Regions from separate parts of the Homo sapiens genome. Here all the other regions are linked to region 2. A link is a loop called in an ENCODE intact Hi-C map of the cell type or tissue named here. Cell type or tissue: A673. All regions are shown on one strand. Each heading gives the region's core, and the rest is flanking DNA. Links, peaks and the distances in the headings are about the cores only. Region 1 overlaps KCNQ5 (potassium voltage-gated channel subfamily Q member 5). Region 2 overlaps KCNQ5 (potassium voltage-gated channel subfamily Q member 5). Region 3 overlaps KCNQ5 (potassium voltage-gated channel subfamily Q member 5). Region 4 overlaps KCNQ5 (potassium voltage-gated channel subfamily Q member 5).

Evidence for each region. Peaks named below come from ENCODE experiments on the same cell type or tissue, not always from the same donor. Only the 100,000 strongest peaks of a DNase experiment are listed, where the experiment ranks them.
Region 1: it touches region 2 in a loop (2.1-fold over the local background); 15 of 110 quality-filtered maps call a loop at or near these places.
Region 3: a loop joins it to region 2, with 9 times the contacts of the local background. A loop is called at or near these places in 6 of 110 quality-filtered maps.
Region 4: it touches region 2 in a loop (2.1-fold over the local background); 6 of 110 quality-filtered maps call a loop at or near these places.

What each region holds. Positions count from the first base shown.
Region 1 is chr6:73,178,727-73,184,185 of GRCh38, reverse strand. All of the region lies in intron 11 of KCNQ5 (potassium voltage-gated channel subfamily Q member 5), which reads right to left. Among named protein-coding and RNA genes, the nearest start is that of KCNQ5-AS1, 38 kb to the right of the region's middle. In A673, for the core only: a CTCF peak has its summit at 2,975 (motif pointing right); DNase peaks (open chromatin) are centred at 2,965, 3,265 and 3,895; H3K4me3 peaks cover 399 bases; H3K27ac peaks cover 442 bases.
Region 2 is chr6:73,127,588-73,133,046 of GRCh38, reverse strand. The region is part of intron 9 of KCNQ5 (potassium voltage-gated channel subfamily Q member 5); the gene reads right to left. Among named protein-coding and RNA genes, the nearest start is that of KCNQ5-AS1, 13 kb to the left of the region's middle. In A673, for the core only: a CTCF peak has its summit at 2,929 (motif pointing right); a DNase peak (open chromatin) is centred at 2,876.
Region 3 is chr6:72,637,052-72,642,510 of GRCh38, reverse strand. The region is part of intron 1 of KCNQ5 (potassium voltage-gated channel subfamily Q member 5); the gene reads right to left. It overlaps KCNQ5-IT1 (KCNQ5 intronic transcript 1), which reads right to left. Exons shown (of 4, transcript NR_120503.1): 2 at 1,637-1,777. Among named protein-coding and RNA genes, the nearest start is that of KCNQ5-IT1, 9.3 kb to the right of the region's middle. In A673, for the core only: a CTCF peak has its summit at 2,398; DNase peaks (open chromatin) are centred at 1,970 and 2,330; H3K27ac peaks cover 1,866 bases.
Region 4 is chr6:72,949,836-72,955,294 of GRCh38, reverse strand. The region is part of intron 1 of KCNQ5 (potassium voltage-gated channel subfamily Q member 5); the gene reads right to left. All of the region lies in intron 3 of LOC105377855 (a long non-coding RNA gene), which reads left to right. Among named protein-coding and RNA genes, the nearest start is that of MIR4282, 15 kb to the left of the region's middle. In A673, for the core only: no CTCF peak of the experiment used is centred there; DNase peaks (open chromatin) are centred at 984, 1,764, 2,284, 4,954 and 1 weaker place; H3K27ac peaks cover 4,686 bases.

The DNA.
Region 1 (5,459 bases), core at 361-5,360, 51 kb before region 2:
GAGGAAATAAGGAGAAAGGCAAGAACAGTGGAAGTCAAGAAATATGTAATACTACAACATGATAAGCAGCAAAAGTAAAGAAAGACCTAATAGCAAAACAAAACTGTCCAGGGAAAAGAGAGGGAAGAGCCTGTTGGGATGGAATTATATTGGTTGAATGAAATTTACAGTATTATAAGACCATCAAGAAAACAGTGGAAAACATGTGGCTAGAGTCTAAAAAGAATACAACCTCAGTTTTTCATTCCTAGGAGATTGCTATCAGTGCTTCCAAAAATCACGTGTGCCTGTCTTGCTCTAAGCAGGACCAGGTGTGAGGGATGCTCTCTGGGGCTCCTGTTTTAGCCATCATACTCTGTGAATGAAGATGCCAGGTCAGTGGGGTCACATAACTTGACATGTTTACATTATTCAATTATCTCAGCCTCCCTCTTTCCACCCAATCCCCTCTCACTTCTTTCAGGACAGTACACGATTTTCATGATCAAAATAGAAGGTAGAGAGAGGAAAATTTGTGTCCAAGCTAAGTTTGAGAAAGCATCTCTGAGTATTTAGTATTGTCCTCCTTGCCCCCTGCAGCATTTTCTTATTTCTCTGGTCATCATTGGAATGCCTGGAACTGCCTCTGTCTCTATGATGCAATGAACTTAACCTGGGCACCCACTATCCATCTGCTGGACACAGAGCTGGATGGCGGGGATACAAAGGTGAACAAGACATAGATCTTGCTCTCTTCAACTTAATGTTGAGTGGGTCTCCAAGAGTTGTGCTTGGCTGGATGGCTGGTGCAGTGCTAAGTACTTTACCTGCATTCTGTCAACTTAAAACTCTAAGAATTTTCCACCTTTGACATTTGGGTCAAGTAAAGCTCAGGAGGTTGAGTTACCTGTTCAAGGTCACAGAACTAGTAAGAACAAGGTTACTGCAGATGCCAAGGCTCACATTTTTACCATTCCACTCACAGTGCTGCAACACAGAGTGAATCCCAGGCAGGCAACCTTGTAAACATTAAGGAGAATGTTTAGGCTGTCTATGGATCTGACCTCCTACTCTGCCTTGTATGCTCTGACATTCTCACACAAATGAATCCAAGGCCACATTAGTCATTTATTCATCTCTGTCCTTGTCTTTCCAGAGGGGATCCCATACTTGGAAAACATCTGCCTTTCAACCTGGCCACCTGCATTCTCTCATAAGGTCCCTTCTGGGAATCAGTCCATGGCTAATATGGGTTACCTACCTCCAGTAATTGTAATGTTTTCCCTTTTATCACAAATTTTAGGGGCTGTCTGCTTACTTTACCTCATTTGTAGGATATATACATCAGTCTCATTGGAGTCTGTTAGTTTTGCTTTACAGGGTATATTTTCCAGCAAATATATGTAATATATTCCCAACGTATATCATGAGCAAAAAGCTACCCAATTAGCCTTTGATAAGAGGAGAGAGTAGGCCATTATCTTGTTACTTGCAGGGAGCAAGGAAGCTCAGAGTTCAATAATTCTAGACACCAGGAAAAAATATGTGGGTGCTGAAAATTGAGGAAAATGTCCCAAAGTAGGTATCAACTACGAATTCAAAAGGTCTTTCAATTCTTCAATTTTTTTTCTAAGACTTGCATTTCATATACTAAGGGCTTTAACTACAGGATGAGGGGGTGGAGGGGAGACCAGAGGAGTAGGGGAGTCCTTGTTGGCAGGTAGAAGAGTGAAACCTGGTTTCATGCTTAGTTCTCACATAGGCTAGCCCAGACCTTCTGTGTCTTACTCTCTAAACACAGCTGGGAGCAAGCCCAGAGCGACTCAGAGTCTAGACAAGGGCCAGAAAGCTTCTTCTATAAAGGGCCAGGTAGTAAATATCTTATGCTTTGTGGGTTGTATGGTCTTTGCTGAAACTACTCAAGTCAGCCACTGTAGCATGCGAGCAGCCATAGGACAATAAATAAATGAATGAGTGTAACTACATTTCAATAAAACTTTATTTATAAAAACAAGCCCCTTGGGTTAGATTTTGATCCCCTGGCTATAGTTTGCTGACCCCTGGTTTAGATAAGAAGAGCTAAGAGAAAATGCCCTGAAGCCAAGAATAAATGAAAGCCCATGAACTGGCCTGGGGAAGAAGCAGAAGACCTTGGTGGCCTCTTACATGCTTACAAAAGAAGTTTGATATGACTTGTGTATTTCCTACTAGAAAGGAATTTCTGGGCAAATCATTCTAGAGTTAAATTAGGACCTTTAAGATACATTTAATGATTAAAATGATAATATTAGATAGCACTTTATAGTATAATCCTATGATAAGGGTACTATTGCCATCCCTGTTTTGCAGATAAAGAAACTGAGGCACAGAGAGGTTAAGTAACTTGCCTGATGTTAAACATCCAGTAATTGTGGAATTAGGACGTGAACCAGTTTGGCTCCAGCTTTGAGCTCTTAATCATAAGGTTCCTCTATTGTCTTAACATTAAGATCTTCATACTTTAACACAAAATAACAACAATGAAAAAGACACTTTGATATGATATGATTGTTTTTACTCACATGTGCCTGGCACATAGTAAGTGTTCAATACACTTTTGCTAAGTGAATGTCCTGTTTTTACTATGTCTCTCCTTCTTTGAGAGAGGTCTAAAGTTTCATGCAAGAAGTAGTTAAGAAGTTCTACTAATTTTTCAAAGGATTACCTTAGAAGAGAAAGGGAGTGCTGAAGTGACTGATTCATCCTTTCTTTCATGAATATTCATTAAGTACCTATGACGAGCCCTTTGGAGGACCAGCAAAAGGCTGAGGAATAAGTTACATACTCATCTGCTTCTTTTCTTCATGAGGGTAGATTGCATCACTGGGATTAATACAGCAGCAAAGAGCAAAAGACCTCTAAGGTTAGTCTCCTTTGATGCTGTTGGTTATGAAGAGACTAGGAGTCTAATAAACCCATTGCACAAAACTGATATGCCCCAGCAGTACCACTAGAGGGTGTAAAAGATTCATCACAAACCTAAACTAGTACCTCCTCTTGAAACTGAAGTCTGCTCATACAATTTTCTGAGCATGAAGAAATAACTAAAGCAAAGTGAAACTCTGGGTAGACGACATCTATATATACACACGAACACATGTGCACTTATAAGGAAATGTAGGTGCATTTGTTGTGCTGCCATGAGTTCTAAAATCTTACAAAAGTCTTATTCCAATCCTCTAAATTAGGGTAAAAATATTGCATATGAATATGCAGAGATAAGAACGATGAGAAAACAGAAGCAGCAGTGACTGCTGCCACCGCCAAACAGATGGACGGACCCAGCCAGCAGCCAAACCATGTGCAAGGGCGGAGAGGGCTCAGCCAACTGTGAACTGAAGAGGCAGTTTGATTGACTGTCAAGACAGCAGTACTTCCCAAGCTTGGCTGCTCTTTGGAATCACCTAGGGAGCTTTAAAAAATGCCTGGGTCCTACCTCCAGAAATTCTGTTTTAATTGTTCCAGGGCATGGTCCAAAGATTTTATAAAACTTTTCAGGTGATGCTAATGTGTGGCCAAGGTTGAGAGCCACTGGAGTAGAGACAGGATTGGGGTGATGGTGGCATGTGGTGGTGGAGTGTGTTGGGGGTGGAACAATCCCTGCTCTCATGCAAAGAAGTGATCATGATTCATGCCAGCTTGCAAAATCTTCTAAGTCGCACATGTCAGACCCATTGACATGGCATTAGTGTGCCTTGGTGTCAGACCTCTAATCAGAACTGAAATGCTTCCCCGTCCTTGAGTGAGGTCTGAAGTTTCATGCAAGAAGTAGTTAAGAAGTTCCATTAATTTTTCAAAGGATTACCTTGGAAGGGAAAGGAAGTGCTAAAGTGACTGATTCATTCATTCTTTCAATGAATATTCATTGAGTACCTATGACGTTGTGCTGAGTATTGTGTTAGGCTCTGAACTGTTAACTGCTGGGCGCTGGCAGAGTTAAAGAAGCCTCCTACGTGATGACAATGATCATTTGGTCCTTGGTCTCTTCCTCTCTACAAGCATGGTGCAAGACAATGGTTGCTGCGACTGTGAGCTCTGATAGGATTTGAGAGTTTCATTTGTCCAGAGCTTGGAGCTCTCTAGATAAGCTCCATGTGGCTGCCTCCCCTAGTGATGCCTGATGAGTGGGACTCGAGAATTTGTCCATTCATTCATTCATTCATTCATTCATCAAACATTTATTGAGTGCCTATTATATGCCAGCTTCTGTGCTAGATGCCAGGGATACAGCAATGAAGAAACAAATCCTATTGCTTGGGCACTTTCAGTCTAGTAGGGCAGACAGACAAGTAGGCAGACAGTTAAAATTCACTTTGTGATGTGCAAGGTGGTGGGAAGCCCAGGTTGATATGGGAATGCAGAAGAGGGGTGTTTAACCCAGACTGGTAGAGGTGATCAGAAATGATTTCTGGAGGAGATGACAGTGCTTTACCTACTCTGCACCCTCATTTATGGGGATATTATTAAGTTTCTGAAGGTTGCTGAATGGCCCCCTTGTGATTGCAGATCTTATGTTTGTGGGGTGGATGTGGGTTTCTCCCCCTTAACCCCTCACTTTATGTTGGTTATTTGGGTTAATTTACACTACCGACATGCATTCCACATCCCTCTGTTATGGTTTGAATGCCCCCTCCGAAATTCATGTTGAAATTTTATGCCTAATGTGGCAGTATTGAGGGGTGGAACTTTTAAGAGGTGATTAGATCATGAGGACTCTGGCTGTATGAATAAATTATGGATTAATGGGTTAATGGATTAATGAGTTATCATGAGAGAGGAACTGGTGGTTTTATAAGAAGTGGAAGAGAGACCTAAGTTAGCACTTAGCATGCTCACTCTGCTTGCTATGTGATGCCCTGTGCTGCCTCAGGGTGCCACAGAGAGTCCCCACCAACAAGAAGGCCCTCACCAGATACACCTGCCCACCTTGGACCTCCCAGCCTCCATAACTGTAAGAAATAAATTCATCCTTATAAATTACTCAGTTTCAGATATTGTTATAAACATCAGAAAACAGACTGAAATACTCCCTCTTCCAGTTTGGAAAATTCTATCTTCTGATTTCTGACTCTCCATGAGAAATACAGCATTTATCTGTCTTAAAAGCACGGACCCCAAGGCTCATCCTTCAGGTGACCCAGAGCCTTTTGATCACAGAATTTCCCCTGAGGCAGCCCTCACTCGAAATTGATCACGGGACAAATCCAGCAGACAACTAGGGCTGCAGAGCTTGATAATTTGGGTCACTATTGAAGGCATATGTGTTAGTTATTTAGAATACTTTTTAATGTTGTTTTCTTGTTAATACATAAACATAATTCAACAATATAGATTTGTATTTGTGTTTACAGTATTTAAACTCTGACAGTTTTATAATCTGCAAAGCAAGTTATAAAATTATATATCTAAGATTCCTCTACTCTTCTTTCATCTTAGATCGG
Region 2 (5,459 bases), core at 241-5,240:
TGTTTGGGAGCATATCTCTTTGTAATTTCTAGACATTTCTACAGGTAAACAGGGATGACAGTTACATATATACCTACATTTGGCATGCATTTTATATTCCAGGCAAGATTATGTTATCCATAAATTCATGCAATCTCATAGCAGTTGGTAGCACCACATACATAATATTAAACACACAACACTTAACATTAGATTTCTTTTATGCTTACATTCATTCTTGTGAGATGAAAACCACACAAGATAGAACAGCCCCAACAGATAATGAATGTGATGACTGATGAAGAGAATGAGATGTTATGTTCACTAACACAATTTCCTGCTAGTAAACAGGTTATTGATTTGCTGTGGCAGCTACTGGTAAATTATATTTGTTCAGGCATTCAGTTCTCTGATGCCGGCTAAGATCAAATTGTTGTGGGCTGATAAAAGAAGCATTAACAACAATCATAAAATCCAAAGTGCATCTTCACACTTTCCTAATCAAGAGATATGCTATGATGTGCTAGGAAGGGCAGGTTGGGATCAGACACACGGGGGCTAGGGTTCTCATCTCTAACTTGGAGATAAACATAGCAACACAGCTAAGGGATTCTTGTGGGAATCAAATGAACTGTAAGAAGCTTTGTGTACCCATTCTGTTTTTTTTTCTTGTTTCCTTTATAGTGAAATTATGCCATTCATTAGAAGGTGATACTGTCATCAATGTGAGAGGCCCAGGACTCTGCAGGGCCTGAAGAAATCCTGGGCAATGAGTCTGAGGGAAGTCTCTCAGAGCAGCTACTCTGAGAGAGTAAAGCCGCAGCCTTTGTGGGGTATGAAAGCAGCGTTCTCATGGATAAGGCTTATTTGAGACGAAGTGGAGGCCTTGTTTTGTCCACTTACCGCAATGTCCACTGTCCCCAACTGCAGCATGCCAACAGCAAATGTGTTTAGTGGATATGTGCTTTGTAGCTAACAAGAAACAGTAACATTTATTTTTCCATGCCTAGTTGCTTAACAAACGATATTCTAAAAGGGCACCACGTTTTATGTGTGTTTACATGAAAACAAATCAAATCATGAACTGGTGGTCAGGGAGTTCTGGAAACAATAAACAAGTTGACCATGCAACTGACAGCTCCCCTCTGAAATGCAGACACAGCTAAGTCCAGCATGACTCGCTGAAGGCACATGCAAAGAACAGGCGGGGCAGTTTGGTGATGAGGTCAGGTGGGTTCAAGAGTTCTTTACAACAATCCCAACAGTGGAAGAGTTTATCTGTGCTTGACACATGTGTGATTAAATGATAGATTACATTAAACAAGAGCAACAATAACATCATAAACCTGCATCTTTTAATTCTCAGGCTAGGTTTTCCATGTCATCCCAAAGCCTTCAATTATTTAAACAAATCTGTCAAAGGGATGGTGCCCAAAAATATCTACTTTTCTCAAGCTTTTTTTTTTTTTAAATTGTAAAAGTTTCAAATCTCTTTTTAGTTTCAACACATCTGTTCCATAATTTAAATTTACAATGATCTAGTTCAGGAAGCATATGCTCACTTCTGCACCTTTATTCAGATTAATGAATAGCTCAAGTTGACATAGATATCATTACAATTGGTCCTCACTATATTTGATTTTATCTATTACCTTTTCTGGAACTAACAGATGCTAATTACTATAAAAGGTTGGTTTTAGTTAATATCAAATTATTTTCTCCAACTTTCAAGATATATCTCTTTTCTATGTCAACTAAATACATAAGAAATGGATAAACCATCATAAAAACACTTAATATGAAAAATTAAAAAAATTCAATTACTAAAAAAGTAAAAACATCCAAAATGAAAGTATTAGCATTCAATCCACCATAGTTTGTTTATAATAAAAGTATTTTAAAAATCATACCTATAAAAATATTTTTAAAAATTGCCTCTATGAACCATTTTGACATTACCTTATGAATAAATTGGAAAATGTGAATAATATTCTCTAAATCTTAGTATCATTTAAAGCACTTAAAGTTGACAAAAATAAATTCTAAGTAACATTTCCCTTTTGTCCTTCTCAACTACATGGATATTTGCTAATGTCTATTATTTTAAAGATTCCCAAGAATTATTTTAAAATAAACTCGGCATATTACATGTTAAATTAGAAAAAATGTAATGTTTTCACTTTCTCTTTTGACATAATTATATGAAAGTTAAGAATAAGATTCTAATCAAGAACTTTTTAACCAGGCAAAATTTTCTTTTCCAAGGCAAAGATCTGTTCTTGTGTCCTCTTACAAAAAGCTCACTTTATTATTTTTCTACTTTGTTTCCCTTTGAAAATCAACACAGCGTCTTGATTAGATGACTATTAAGCTGATCAGGTGACTGTTACTGAAAACACACATTGAATTGATTAAAAATATAGACTCTTCACTGAAACACTGAAGTCTTCATTATTTTCCTGCCTTTTTTTTGGTGACATCTACGAATATGATTTTTGAAGATTTATGTAACAGTATTTTTAGGAAGAATGCCAAGGATTATCCCCAAGAGACCAACAAGGAGGTCTTGCTTTGCAGAAAGTAAAAAAAAAATTGCTGTGGTCATTGATCGGAGCATCTCTCTTAGGGTACAGTCCCACAGTTACAGCTGAGGACCATGCTCAGCAGAGCCTGCACTGTCACCCTGCAAGAGAGAATTCTCTCATCTCTAGGAACCAGATGTACAGGTTATTCAAATGGCCTAGCATGCAGTCTACTACCGGCTGTTCTCTGCCAGGCAACTGTGTGGCATCATCATAACCCCACAGTAATCCTCTGGGACTTAGAATGCTGTAGTTATTGTTATACTTAATTAGGGTTTTAGCCCTTCATGGGATAAGCATTCTACAAATTCTCGCCTCAGGCACAATATGGCAACTGAGCCATAACAATCCAGTGCGTGCAGCAGCTCAGCAGTTGTCCAACCACAAGGAGGCGCCAAAGGGCTGACTGCCAGTTCTACGCGGGACGCCGACTATTTGTCCCAGCGGTGGAGAGTATCAAAGCAGGCAACAGGCAACAAGGAAAATTTCAAGCGGGTTGAAAACCTCATTCAAGAAGTCCCTAGAAAGAGTGAGTCTCTGAACAGGGCTCAGGTGGGGTGGCGGTGTAACCTGGTCATGCACCTGAGGTTAGTTGGCATTCTCAAATCTCATGTCAATAGCCCGGATGCTGGGTACCTCTGCTTCCGTGAGGTGTACATTCTGAAGAGCTTCTGCTTATTACTACAGAACTTACTAGGAGTGAGGGAAATAGAGCAGCACATTACTAAGCATTTCACGAATAGGAAAGTGCTCAGGGATTCTTTTATAAAAACAAAGCCATTTGGCTTTATTGTTTTTAATATAGAAGTACACAGACTATTTAAGCAGAGAGTACTATGTTGTTTAATTGTGCTGCTTGAAAGATATCCAGTGATCTTAACGGCTAGGTTGAAAAATTGGATTTGAACTAGGCATTACATACAAATGATGATAGTCTCTGTGTTAGCATGTAAGAATAAATACTTTAGAATATAGCTACCCCTGTAATAAATATCAATAACACATAGTATAAATGATTAATAACGTACTTTAGAACTTCAAAGAATAACTACAGAAATCAATAAATTCATGACATTAATTGTTGAAATTTGAAAACGTAAGTTCTTGGTTTGTGTGAAACATCTGCATTTATAGTTGATATAGGTAACCAATTGTCAGAATATATGTTCAACAAAACAGAAGAAAAGATTCTAGATTGCTGGTTTGTAAGAAACGAAAGAAAAGTACGTTTCTTATTTTAAGTCCTATGATGTGTTGTTAGAAGACTAAATCCGTTTCCTCTATCAATAAATGTGAACAGAAGGAGAGACCATTTTGGAAAGATTGTTTTTGAAACAATGGAACATTTTGCCAATAAGGACACAAGTTGACTATGTTGGAAAAAAACCAAAATCTAGTCTTATTGAGTTTAGTTTAACAACACATGCAGATCATTCATTGCACACAGAAGAAAGAAAATTGAAATAACAGAAAATAAATGCAGAAAAAATATAAGAGCACACAGTCTTCCACCAGGGTTCTAGAGTTCTCTCCAAGAGCCACACACAGCTTCAGAACTCCCCCTTCCCCCAAAAGCCAACCACACAGGAGTGGTTCAGAAAAAGCACTCGGTGGCTCACAGCACAAGAGTGTAATGTAATATAAAAATATCATTTTTGCCTTAACGTTTAAGACATGCATCTTTACAACAGTCTCACAGGTACCTGGTAAAGCAACTTTAGTCTACTCAGAAATCTGAAAGGGTTCTAGCAAAGCTTTTAAAATTGCCATTAAGGAAGCTTAAGTATCAAGCAGGCATATAGCCAACCATTGTTGATTAAGAAGACAGAGTAACTAGAGGCAGCAAGATGTATAGATAATCTCAAAACCTCAGATAATATAATCTGTTTTTGTAGCAATAAAACTTAGGTAGATAGAAGGAAAAGCCTTCTTGTATCAATGTGATGACTGACTACTATTTGATAATCTGGTCAAGGAGGAAGGGAGAACCACATAAAACCTCAAGGTGAGAATATTGGCTTATTCTGGACAGATGGATTCACAGGTAAATTCAGTTCTCTGAAAATGACAATTTATATCAAAACAGAAAAAAACTTGTCCCATTTTAAAAATGACTTTTCCAACTAATTTTTTAATAGAATGAAATCAATAAACACATTTACCACCACATATATGAGATTAGTACTGTTTTAGTGGGAATTCAGAGGAAAAGAAATGAGTGATTAAATGATGCTAAAGAAGTATTTTATGATTGGAGTAGAGGAAAAAACAGCAGGCTCAGTTGAGACTAACAGTAATTTGTACCTGAATGTACCAAAAAGAACTGATGAAACAGTATTTTCACTATTGCTCAGTTGAGCTATATTTAAAAAGCTCTTCTTCAGATTAATGGCTTGTATTTTATTTTATTTTTTATTTTTTGAGATGGAGTCTTGCTCTGTCATCCAGGCTGGAGTGCAGTGGTGTGATCTCAGCTCACTGCAACCTCTGCTTCCCAGGTTCAAGTGATTCTCCTGCCTCAGCTTCCCAGGTAGCTGGGACTACAGGCATGCAGCACCACGCCCAACTAATTTTTGTATTTTTAAAATAGAGGGGGTTTCACAATATGTTGGCCAGGCTGGTCTCGAACTCCTGACCTCAGGTGATCCACTCTCTTTGGCCTCCCAAAGTGCTGGGATTATAGGCATGAGGCACTGCACTTGGCCATTGTATTTTTAAAGAAAAGTTTTGGATCTGTCATAAATAATGTGACATTTTTCCTTAGCCCAAGACATCGTAGGCAAATTTTGTTTAAACATACCCTAGCCTCAGTGTAGAAAGACAAAATCCCTTTTTAACAAGAACATTCCAAAGCCGGGAATGTAGTTAACTAAGGGTTCTATAAATGTGTTCGACATC
Region 3 (5,459 bases), core at 268-5,267, 490 kb after region 2:
GCATTTTTTTCATATGTTTGTTGGCCACATATATATTTTCTTTTGAAAAGTATCTGTTTGCTGGACTTAATGCCTGGGTGATAGGGTTGATCTGTGCAGCAAACCACTGTGGCACACGTTTACCTATGTAACAAACCTGCACATCCTGCACATGTACCCCAGAACTTAAAATAAAAGTTGATAAATAAATAAATAAGAATTTAAAAAGAAAAGTGTCTGTTCATATCCCTTGCTCATTTTAAAAAACAAAACAAAATGTTTAATGGGCAAAGGATATGTGTGTTTGTTTTTTACTCGCAAAATGTTTGTTTTTCACTTGTAAATTTGGGAGGCCTTTTTAACACGCTCTTTATCTAGTAGGGCCAAGCTAACCCTCTTCCCTAGGACAAATAGCAATAGCCATGTATAATAACAAGGGGAATTAAGCCTCTACTGCCTTACATCCCCCTTCCCTTCCCCAAGCTGTGTTTGGGTAATAAACGAAGTAGCTCTGAATCAGGACCATCAGCGTGGAGGTTAAGAAAACTGAGAGAAAAGATTGTAGATATTCAAAAATTGTGAGAGTAATGAGGCGTAGAGAATTGTTCATAAAAATAAAGGAGAACCCTTCATTTTCTCCAGTCACCTCTCTGTCTCAAAAGTGTCTCAGATAAATAGGAAATGCCTGAAGAAGCACACACAGTACACTTCAACCTCTCAGTGCACGTACATGACCCAGGCAGAAAATGGTCAATTATTGGCCAACAATTTTAGATACCAAAATTCTTTTCTCCTTCATAATTCATTCATGAAACCATCACCTTTCTAATGATAATATTAACAATTAAAAAGTATATTAATATAGACAAATATGAGGAGGGAGAACCAAATTCACATTAATTTTAACCATTTTCTCTCTCTCACACACACACACACAAAATAGTGTGCTTGCAAAGCTGAAGATATGCCTTACCTCTCAAGCAGGGCAGGATTTTCAAGAGTTAGGGTCAAATCCAGCTGCTCCTACTTACGTCTGTCTTGGTTCAGGCTCTTTGGGGCATATAAACAGAGTGGTAGGCCTGTTTAACATGGCAGATTTAAAGACTGCACAGATGTTTCTGCTTATTTGAATGTCTGGATGAATACATTTGCCTTGCCCTAATGAATTTACCAAGTGTAATGAAATTGTGTGTGAAATAATAAATGTATTTTTGTGTGTGTGTGTGATGCTGATGATGATTTTGGATTCCTCATGTAACATTTATACATACTCTTTCCCACTCCCACTTGCTTGATTTCAGGAAATATTTCTCACATTTTCATATCTGGAAAGAAACCACAGTGCTGCAACTGAATGGGCTAAATACTAATTTGTTTCTTACTTGATCTATTCACTTATTAGATCCTTTAAAGAACAAGTCAATATATGGTTTAACTCCAAGAAAAACACCGTCTTCAGAATTTAACTTCCTTAGAAGAAAGAAAAGTCATGGAAATTACTATCTTTTGCCAGCTATTAGAAGTTTATAAAAGGGAAAAATATTTTCCCTGTTAGCACTACAATGCTTATTTAAAGAATATTCTTCATGGAACAGTTGAACAAACAATAGTATTTAAAATGAATGTCAATATTCATTTATTAAGAATTATAGAGTACCTTTGGTAGAGGAAGGTAAGTAAGGAAGGTCACAGATCTACAACTGAAGTCATTTCTATACAGGATTGACCACCAATGCTGGCTCCAATAGTACTTGATCCTGAGGAAGCTACTTAACATTTTTGCAGGCTGTTTTCCCATCTAAAAAAGATAGCACTAGAGTTGGTCACCAAAGGTCCTTCCAGCTCTCTAATCCTATTACTTAAATGTGTCAAAGCAGTAGTTCCTGCTTTAAGAGTGTGTTTTTATCTATACACTCAAAAATAAAGAGATTATAAAATATGGCTTGATTTCTGAAGAAAAATCTTTTTGTTCAAGCTCACAGAACTTGTACACACAACAGGAAATATCTGGCTCTATAATCTTGGCACCAAATACAATGTTGTTGTTAAATAAGTGTTATGCTAATTCACTTATTCACTTATTTATTCGTTGAACACATGTTTTTTCACATGTGTCTATTATTGCAGCATTTCCTCCTCTGAAGAGGCTATAGACTATATATGGTTACAAAGTATAAAAATTACTTTTTTTTTTTTTGCCCAGCAATTATATAAGGAGCTTTAACACTTTGTCTCCTTATTTCCACATTTATCAGATGGTTGGTGCTTGGAGGGGTTTACGATTTGCCCAAGGTCAAGGTCACACATGTTCAGTGTGTGTGACTTCTAGAAAATTTCTCATTCCCTTTACTTTGGCTACAAAGTTGCCAGCCTTGGGTTAGGGCTCCATCTGCTTTTTAAAATTTACCCTGCACACTACTGTTAGAGAAATTCTCACAATCTCACACACCAGGTAGCCTTCTACGTGATCATGCCTGAACTCTATCAGGGCCTTTGCAGTTGTCAAGACATCGCGTTATTTATCTCTTAATGTTGCCTTATCATAGCTCCCAATGTTGCCATTCCAAACTTTTTTTTTAACCAACCTAAACTTTTATTTACCATAACTCCAGGATCTTGTTATTCTCAATTACTTTAATCTTTCCACTTCTCAGGGAAGGGGGTTCCTGAGGCTTTTTTATTTGTACAGACCTCCAGCTGCTTGGAGAAATAAAAGTTTAGCTTTACTTTGTTGATTCCTAATCTACCATTCTCCCTCTCTCTTTACCCATTTATTTATCAATTATGCACCCTAATCTGTCTCCCTTCTCCCCTGCAAGCACCGTTTGGTGCATTATCTCAAGCTCTTTAGAACTGCTTTGCACTTATCAGCATCTCTCTTAGAGACTGCAAGATTGCTTTCCAACCAGATATCCCTGGTTTCATTCGAGGCTCTCTAAATATCACCCTCTCTTCTGGAGTCCCCATCCTAGTTATACAGTGATACTTTCAGGGACACCCCTCACCCTGCATGGTCCCTTTTGAAAAACTGATTGCTATGTCTGCACACCACCTAGTTGCTGGGTTGTTCTGGCCTTTTTTTCCAGGACATCATGTTTCCTGTGAAATTGGATGTCCTCCTAACACATGGCACTGCACATGCTGTCCACTCCTAGATGGCAAAGTTTTCTTCTAGGTTCTGGCCCCTCGCCTTCTATCCTGGCTTTCTACATCATCACACATTTTCACTTCTTTTCTTTGTAATACTTTTATCCCATTGCAATCCTTTGAGAGACAGTCTTCCTGTGGATGTTGTATTTTCCTAGTTTTTCTCTTCTTTGTCCCTTTTGCAAATCTTTCTCTTCTCATTTCCCAAGATGCCAGTATTCCCTAAATCTTTTTCCATACACTCTTCTCCAAGGACCTTATTTCTTCTCCATCACTCTACATTGGTAACTGATGATCCCCTGTCTTTCCCAAAGCCCAAACAGGCCACATGTCTACTTGTGCTTGTTCTTTACCTAAAACAGAATTGAGTAACTTCTGCGTGGTCACAGTCACACTTGCTTGGAACCAAGAACATTTTGATTCTTTCATCTCTTTTGCCAACCAGAAGCCAATGGAGAGCTAAGAACTCCAGTCCTCCCTTTGAATTTTCTCCTATTCTCCGTTTCTGCACATTCCCAGGGCTGACACTGCAGTCCAGGTCCTTGTCATGCTGCACTGCCGCTCCACTACCAGATGCTTACTGTAGAGCAACCACTAACTTTACATGTCACCCTTGAAACAAGTACAAAAACATAACAGATTTATTGTGAATAGCTCTTTTAAATATATTATCATGTGCTCCAGAAATCTATACTAAGATTGCAGTGTGGAAAGGGAATTTGAATCAACAAGAAACCAAAAAAAAAATAGGTATTTGCCTTTAACCTGTTTTGGAGAAAAAAAGTACAATCCTTCATGATGACAATTTTAAATTATGATAGCTACCCTTCAATTAGAGGAATATTCTGTCTTCTCCAGTACAACGTGATGGTTTGATTATTCTTATTTATGGTTGTCTAGGCTACCTCACTTAGCGCCATCTATAAATGTATTTTTATTATCCACTTCCTGCCCTGAAGCCTGGAAGAAAACTCCATACCCACTAGCTCTGGAAAACAGCTCTCAGCAGCATGACCCAACTAGTTTAGGAAATGTAATTGTAAAGTAGCTCATCAAGTCCAATACTAGATGTAAAAGATCTGGAACCATGTAAGGCAATCTTTCCTGCTAGAGATACTGTGAAACTCTAACTTCCAATTTCAGAGGAATAACTGGAGCCATTCTACTGAGTGAAAGGAATAATGGGCTACTGAAGCATGGCCCAACCAAACTGGTAGCCTGAACTACTGTATAGGAGTCCACACGATTGGCACAAATATGATGACTACATAGTTTTCTTTCCTATTATGCTTCCTGTCCTACCTTTGGAAGGATTGCAGGACGATCTCAGTGCACAACTAAAGTAGGACCTACATAACTAGGGTAGCTGCTTCGTTTGGGAAGATCCTAACCCATCTCATTTTGTTTATTCCTTGATGGATCTGAAGCTAAGGGAACTTACCCGGGTTTCTTCTAGAGAAAAATACTTGAAGGCAAATTTGAATGTTCGAGCTTGTTAAAACTGTTTCCCCAAAACAAACTGTAATTTCTTCTATGTCAAGGACTAGATGAATAAGAGTAGGTGCTCCTTGGGTTCAGGATCCTATCTTGAAGGTTCTAAGTGAGTTCCCAAATGTCATTTGGATTGCCAATCAATTTCTCTGCCTTTTCCATTTGACATACCAAAACAGAACTATAGAATTTTATCATCAGGCATGATAAATTTAAAACTAGTTTAATCTCACTTTGCAATTCTTTAATCTGACTGCTGATCTAGGTCTGAAATCCATTTGAAGTATGTAGTCTTTAAAAGATGGATAAAAAGCACTTTAGAGATTGCAATGAACACACATTTCTAACACTTTTTGACCTTAGCTGCACTGGGAAGTACCACTCTTAGTTGAAGAAAAAAGCCATTTTCCACATGACTGGAGAAAGTTGAACAAATGGAAGAAGTGTTTCCAAAGTGTTCCAATAACACAATATGCAGTGGGCACTCACTCATTCAATATTTGAGTGTCCACTGCATATTGTGTTCTTGGAAGGCTAGGTATAATATTTTCCTTTCATGTAATAGAATTAAGTGAACAATATTAGAAGCTTAAAGTGTATACTGAAAATAAACAGACACTTCATTTTGTTAAAAAAAAACACAACTTTTGGTTTATACTGTTGTTCTTAACCCATTTAGGGAGAAAAAAATAACATCTCCAAACAAAGTATTATGAAACAGCATTGGTTTCTTTCTTATTTTTTAAAATACTTTGGAGCAAATTAAACATACTCAGAATGTTTTATTAACTAGAACATTTAGTTTAACTAGTTTAATTACTACTGTTTAGAAATTACTATGA
Region 4 (5,459 bases), core at 237-5,236, 180 kb after region 2:
TTGCCATGTTTATGTATCCAATTTAAATTTAAATTTCATGGTTATTCAGACTACACAATGATAAGAATGGACAAGCAGGTTCACTTTAGGAACTGTTGTGAGTGATTATGCTAACTGCTAAAATAAAGGGATGAAAAATTGTGGAACAATTGCTTGTGAAAATAACCTAAACTAACGTTTAGATCTGCTCTGGTACTCAACTTGCTGCCAAATTTCCATGATGCTACTGACTTAACTGCCTTTGAAGAACTCTGCCAAGAGACTTCTCCTATCTGGAGGAAGAAAACACAGGGAGACCTTTTCCATAAGCTAAGAACAAATCTCAAGTTAACAGGATCCAGATAAAAAGGTAGTAACAGCTGACAAGACTGGTGAACCGTGTGAGCTGTGAGCTTGTACATACACACGAGGGCCATGGCCCCCAGATTCCATCACGTTCAACAGTGAGGCTTGCCCTTCTTTTTCAAGCATCTTGTGCTCATTTTAAACAGATGTCAGACACAATTTTACCACACAGATGGAACCAACCATTTAAACTAACTTATTCTGCCAAGTCTGTTTGGGGAAGGGCTGCGTATCTAGAAATGCACATTTTGTAGTCATATCATGCTTTCAACTTAAATTCCTGCCACCCCTGACTACAGAGCGACAGTTTTTCAATAACCAGTGAGATAGATTAGCAAGACATAGCCTATTATCCTAAGTTTACTAGAAGTGAGAGTTTTTATCAACACACACACACACACACACACACACACACACAGAAAAGTCTTGAAAGATCTTCCGAGAATGCAATTATACAGTAAGTTAATTTCTTATCCACAGAAGTATAGCTGTATTAACAACCCTTCCTTAAGTGGATACACTGGAATGCTGCCTTAGTTATCTCAAACTGCTTTCCTGCAGTATTTTTTGCACTTACTTTTAGTCATTCTTCTCCATCTACCTTCACCCCTACCAAGCCTCTGGCTCCTCCTCCTGCCTTCCTCCCACAGCACTTACACTTTCCTCTTGAACAGCAGTAAAGGCATACAGGTCTGCATCTGACATGCTTGATTTTTCAGGTGTGGCTCTCTAACACAGACCTATAGTTGGAACCAGAAGCTTGATATGGTTTTAGTGAAACTTGTTCTGTGTCACAGATAAGAAAGCTGTATAAAGAACATTAAGATGAACTCAAAGACATAGACATATTCTTACGTGGTTGTGCTGAGGTCTGCCAAAGAAAAACTTTGAAAGATTGCCAAGGAATCTGAACTTAAGTATCAAGAGCCTTTTGTTGACTCAGTTTCGCCTCTGTTCTTTGTTGGTGGTTCGTTAATTGAAATTTCATAAGTCACCCCAGGGAAAATCTGGGGTGCAGAAAGATGAGATAAAGACTAATGATTGTGAGTGAAATATTGGCTGTGCTGTCTCCTCCAGTCACTTCATTTTCTCACCATACTGCCTCTCTTCATTTTCTTCATATTTTTTCTTTTAAGTTTTTGTACATCTCAATCTTTAAAAGTCAAAATTCTGTAACATACATATCTTGAGGAAGTCTCATTCTACTCCTGACTCTGTCTATCCTGCTCCCATCTCCAAAGGCAACTAAAAATGTGAGACCTCTTCATGTTTCTTGAAGTTGGTGCAAACAGTCCAAGATTTCTTAGTTACAGAAGGGATGGGCATGAAGGGATTTTAAAGGGGGCAGCAGGGATTGGTGGGGGCTGCCTTAAGAGAGGAGCTCTTATTCTGTGGGGAGGGAGAGGGACAGAGGTTACAGGTTAGTATGATTCATTGGATTTGAAAAGGAATTTAAGTATAATTGTTGTTTCAGTCATTAAACATTTTACAATTTGTTGATGTCATTTCCTACATTATGAGAAAGCAACTAAAACACACACTGGGTTCAACATAAATGGCTTTATCACATTCAGTGAGGACTGGAAAGATCTTGTGATTCACAAGTTGCCAATTTAAATTGTTATTCACAAGAAAGAAATCTTGGTTTGTAGCTAGTTGGCTGTAAGTCAGGCTAAAGTCCACCTGAAAAAATGTTAATTAATCACATTTTAAAAACATCTTCACTGGATAAAATGTGTGTCCAGAGAAGTTTCTTGTTATGTGGCCTTCATCATGGGGTTGTAAGGTCCACGAGGGCAGGGACCAAGTCTGTTTCACTATGTGGTGTGTATCTAGAACCACACAGTGTGCTCAAAATGCACTAGGTACTTAACAAATAATCACTGAAGGGATGAATGACAGAATCAGATGGAAATAGCCTACTGGAGAGGGTGAGTAAGCATTTATTGCATTCAAGAGCACATTACTGGATCCTCAGGAAAAACAGGAAATGCAGGAAAGAGTTCAATCTCTATTTCCGGAATTTGTAATCTAGATGTAGCATATGAGTTTATTACTTTTAAGTTAAAACAACAAAATTGAGGTAATTATAGCAAAAAGTCCCAGTGAAGAAATTATTTTGGCAGGATGATAAAGAAGGGATGAATGGTAGGGAAGATTCCCGAGAAAGGTCTTCAAGAGCTTTGCTAGTTAGAAAATTACTGAGGAAAGAAGCAGTTACTATCCAAGAAAGGGCACCTCAAAGAAGGTAGAATTTGATCAGTTGGCTTTGATTGTCACAAGGTCTAAACTCTTCAGCTTAAGCTAGAAAATAATTTACAACATGAAATTAGGTTTAGAATTTAGCATTGGTGTAAAAGGCTAAAATATTTTATAGAGTTTCTGATTTTAATAAGGTAATTTTACACCACTATAAAAATATTTTCTAAAATTTTGGGGTGCTTCTTAACACAGTGGCAAGACAGATTCTAGACTACTGTGGTCTAGAAGGAGAAGTTATGAGCTATGTTTATTAAGAAGTGTACAACACAAGGGTCTAAAGTGAACCTAGCATCATGTCTAATAAAATTTATTTTCAAGGATGCAAAATTTGAAGCATATCAAAAAGGAAAAGAAAATCCTAGACCAAGTAGAATGGAAAAGTTGTTAGCACAAATGAAAGGGAGAAACTACCAAGTGTTTGTGTTTGCTTTCTGTGTGTGTGTCTGTGTACATGCACAAGTGTGTTTTCTTGGAGAGTTTTCTTTGAAGTCAAACTTTGAAGTTGGCTCTGTTGTGTGACACATCAACTATCCTTATCCAAAAATACTAATCTTACTGAATCCTTCTTTGCTTCCATTTCACCATCCATCCTTCTTACCTTCAACTTTGCAAACTTACAATGGCCATTTTTTTCCCCAAATGCACAATTGCTCTTAAGTAATGACTTCAGTGTGTCAGGGACAAATGTTTCTGTCTAGCTAGAGTTGTAGAAGCCAAACTAATTTCAGAGAGATTTCATTTTATTTAGTGAAATGTTGATGACTATTCCACTCAGTTCCCTCAATCTCTTTTAATTTAATGGATTTGGATAGAAGATGAAGTTCTAGAAGTACATTACACTCTTCAGGGATGAGATCAGCTTTGCCATGTACTAAGAGTTAAACTTTGCCCTTGTTCTAAGTACGTAATACATAATTCTCATCCCTAAGAAAGTATCTCTTCTATAGGATGTTTCGTGGAAAATAGCTGTGGATTAAAATAAAATAAAAACAGCATCATCAAATAAAAACTGAGCACAGGTATATACTTTTATAATTACTGAAAGGTTACGTATCTTAGGGGAGGACATATCTTTTTGTATTATTAATAGAAGGCTAAGGGGTTAGGCCAGGAACAGTGGCTCACACCCGTAATCCCAGCACTTTGGGAGGCCAAGGGGGTGGATCACCTGAGGTCAAGAGTTCAAGACCAACCTGGCCAACAGGGTGAAACCTCTTCTCTACTTAAAAAAAAAAAAAAAAAATTTGCTGGGTGTGGTGGTTGGTGCCTGTAATCTCAGCTACTCAGGAGGCTGAGGCAGGGAGAATTGGTTGAACCTGGGAGGCAGAGGTTGCAGTGAGCTGAGATCGCACCACTGCACTCCAGCCTGGTCGACAGAGCAAGACTCCGTCTCAAACAAACAAGCAAAAACCAAAAAACAAACCAACAAAAAATCAACAACAACAAAAGAAGGCTAAGAGGTTAAATTAATTTAACAGAATAATTTTTTGAGGGAAGAGAGGATCTGAGAAGAACAAGAAAGTTGAAAATCCTGATCATTGGGACAATATCCACACTTGTTCCATGTTCAAATACTTCCTTTGCATGTGAAAATACTCAAGTTGATTTAACATTGATTTTTTTGGGATCTGGGAAAAGGCAGGAGGAACTAGAAATCAGGCTTAAAGTTTTCAGAAAACAGGGATTCTCAGCTCTAAGCAGCAGTAACAAAAAAGGCCAGAGAAGATTGTTATGAGGGCTTGGGATCAGATATCTAATCTAATTATTAATAGAAATTTGATTTCACATGACCTTTTGTAGAGCTCAGAAAGTTACATTTGGATGATTAATCCTTATGACATCATGATAGGCAAAAAGCGTCAATATTTGGGTTTCCCCCTTCCATGATATGGCCATCCTCCAAGTTATGAAAACATATTCTTAGAATTCAAGACAGATCATGCTAGATTGGAATTGTTCTACCGCTCCAGCCCTTGGAATTCACTTCCCCTCCAATGCCCTCCGACACACACACAACTGTGGAAGGACTGCTCATGCCTGTGTGCTCATCACTGCAGCAGGTGTAAACATCTTGGTCATCACTGTCACCAGGTGAATACAAGGTACAGCAGCAGGCTCATGCCACTGGAGGAAGTGAGACAGCTGAGGGGCTCTGCTGCAACCAATGGTTCCTGTGATTCATGCATGGAAACCATACGGTTAGAATTCTACCAACAAGTTGGCGATAATCAGTGAGGATTTTCTCCCTGGTTTTCAGATGATTTTCATTTTCTATTTGTGAAGCATTAGCTTCATCAACTCCATTCAGTGACTTCAGACTGTGCCTTGATTCCAAACAAGTGAATCACTGTAGAGGATGATGAAACCCTGGGTGACAGATAATCTTTTAATCAGTTTGTTTACCAAGATTGGCTGCTAGTGGCATGTCATGAAGAAATGATACTGAATACGCTACCAGTTATGTTAAAACTGCTATCAAGACAGATTTTTTTAAAAAGCAGCAAGAGATCAAACTTCTAGCAGGCAAAATTCTTAGTTTTTCTTAGCTATTCTTGATTTTTAGTGATGTGGCTTTCCAGGATCCTTGTTGAAAAATAATTCAAGAGAAATTTCTGTGATATACTAATTCTGCTCCTGAAGGAACAAAAGCAATTTTTTTTCATCTCTTTTGGAAATTTGAAAAGGGTAGAGAGTTTTGAATAAAAAGATTGTACAAGAGAGTTTTAAATAAAAAACTATTTGAGAGGGTATAGCATTTTGAAAAAAAGGGAAGAACTTTTGTTCTTCTTACATGGTTAAATATAGCATTAAATTGATAACCATTTAAAAAAAATTTAGTTTATTGGGGGAGG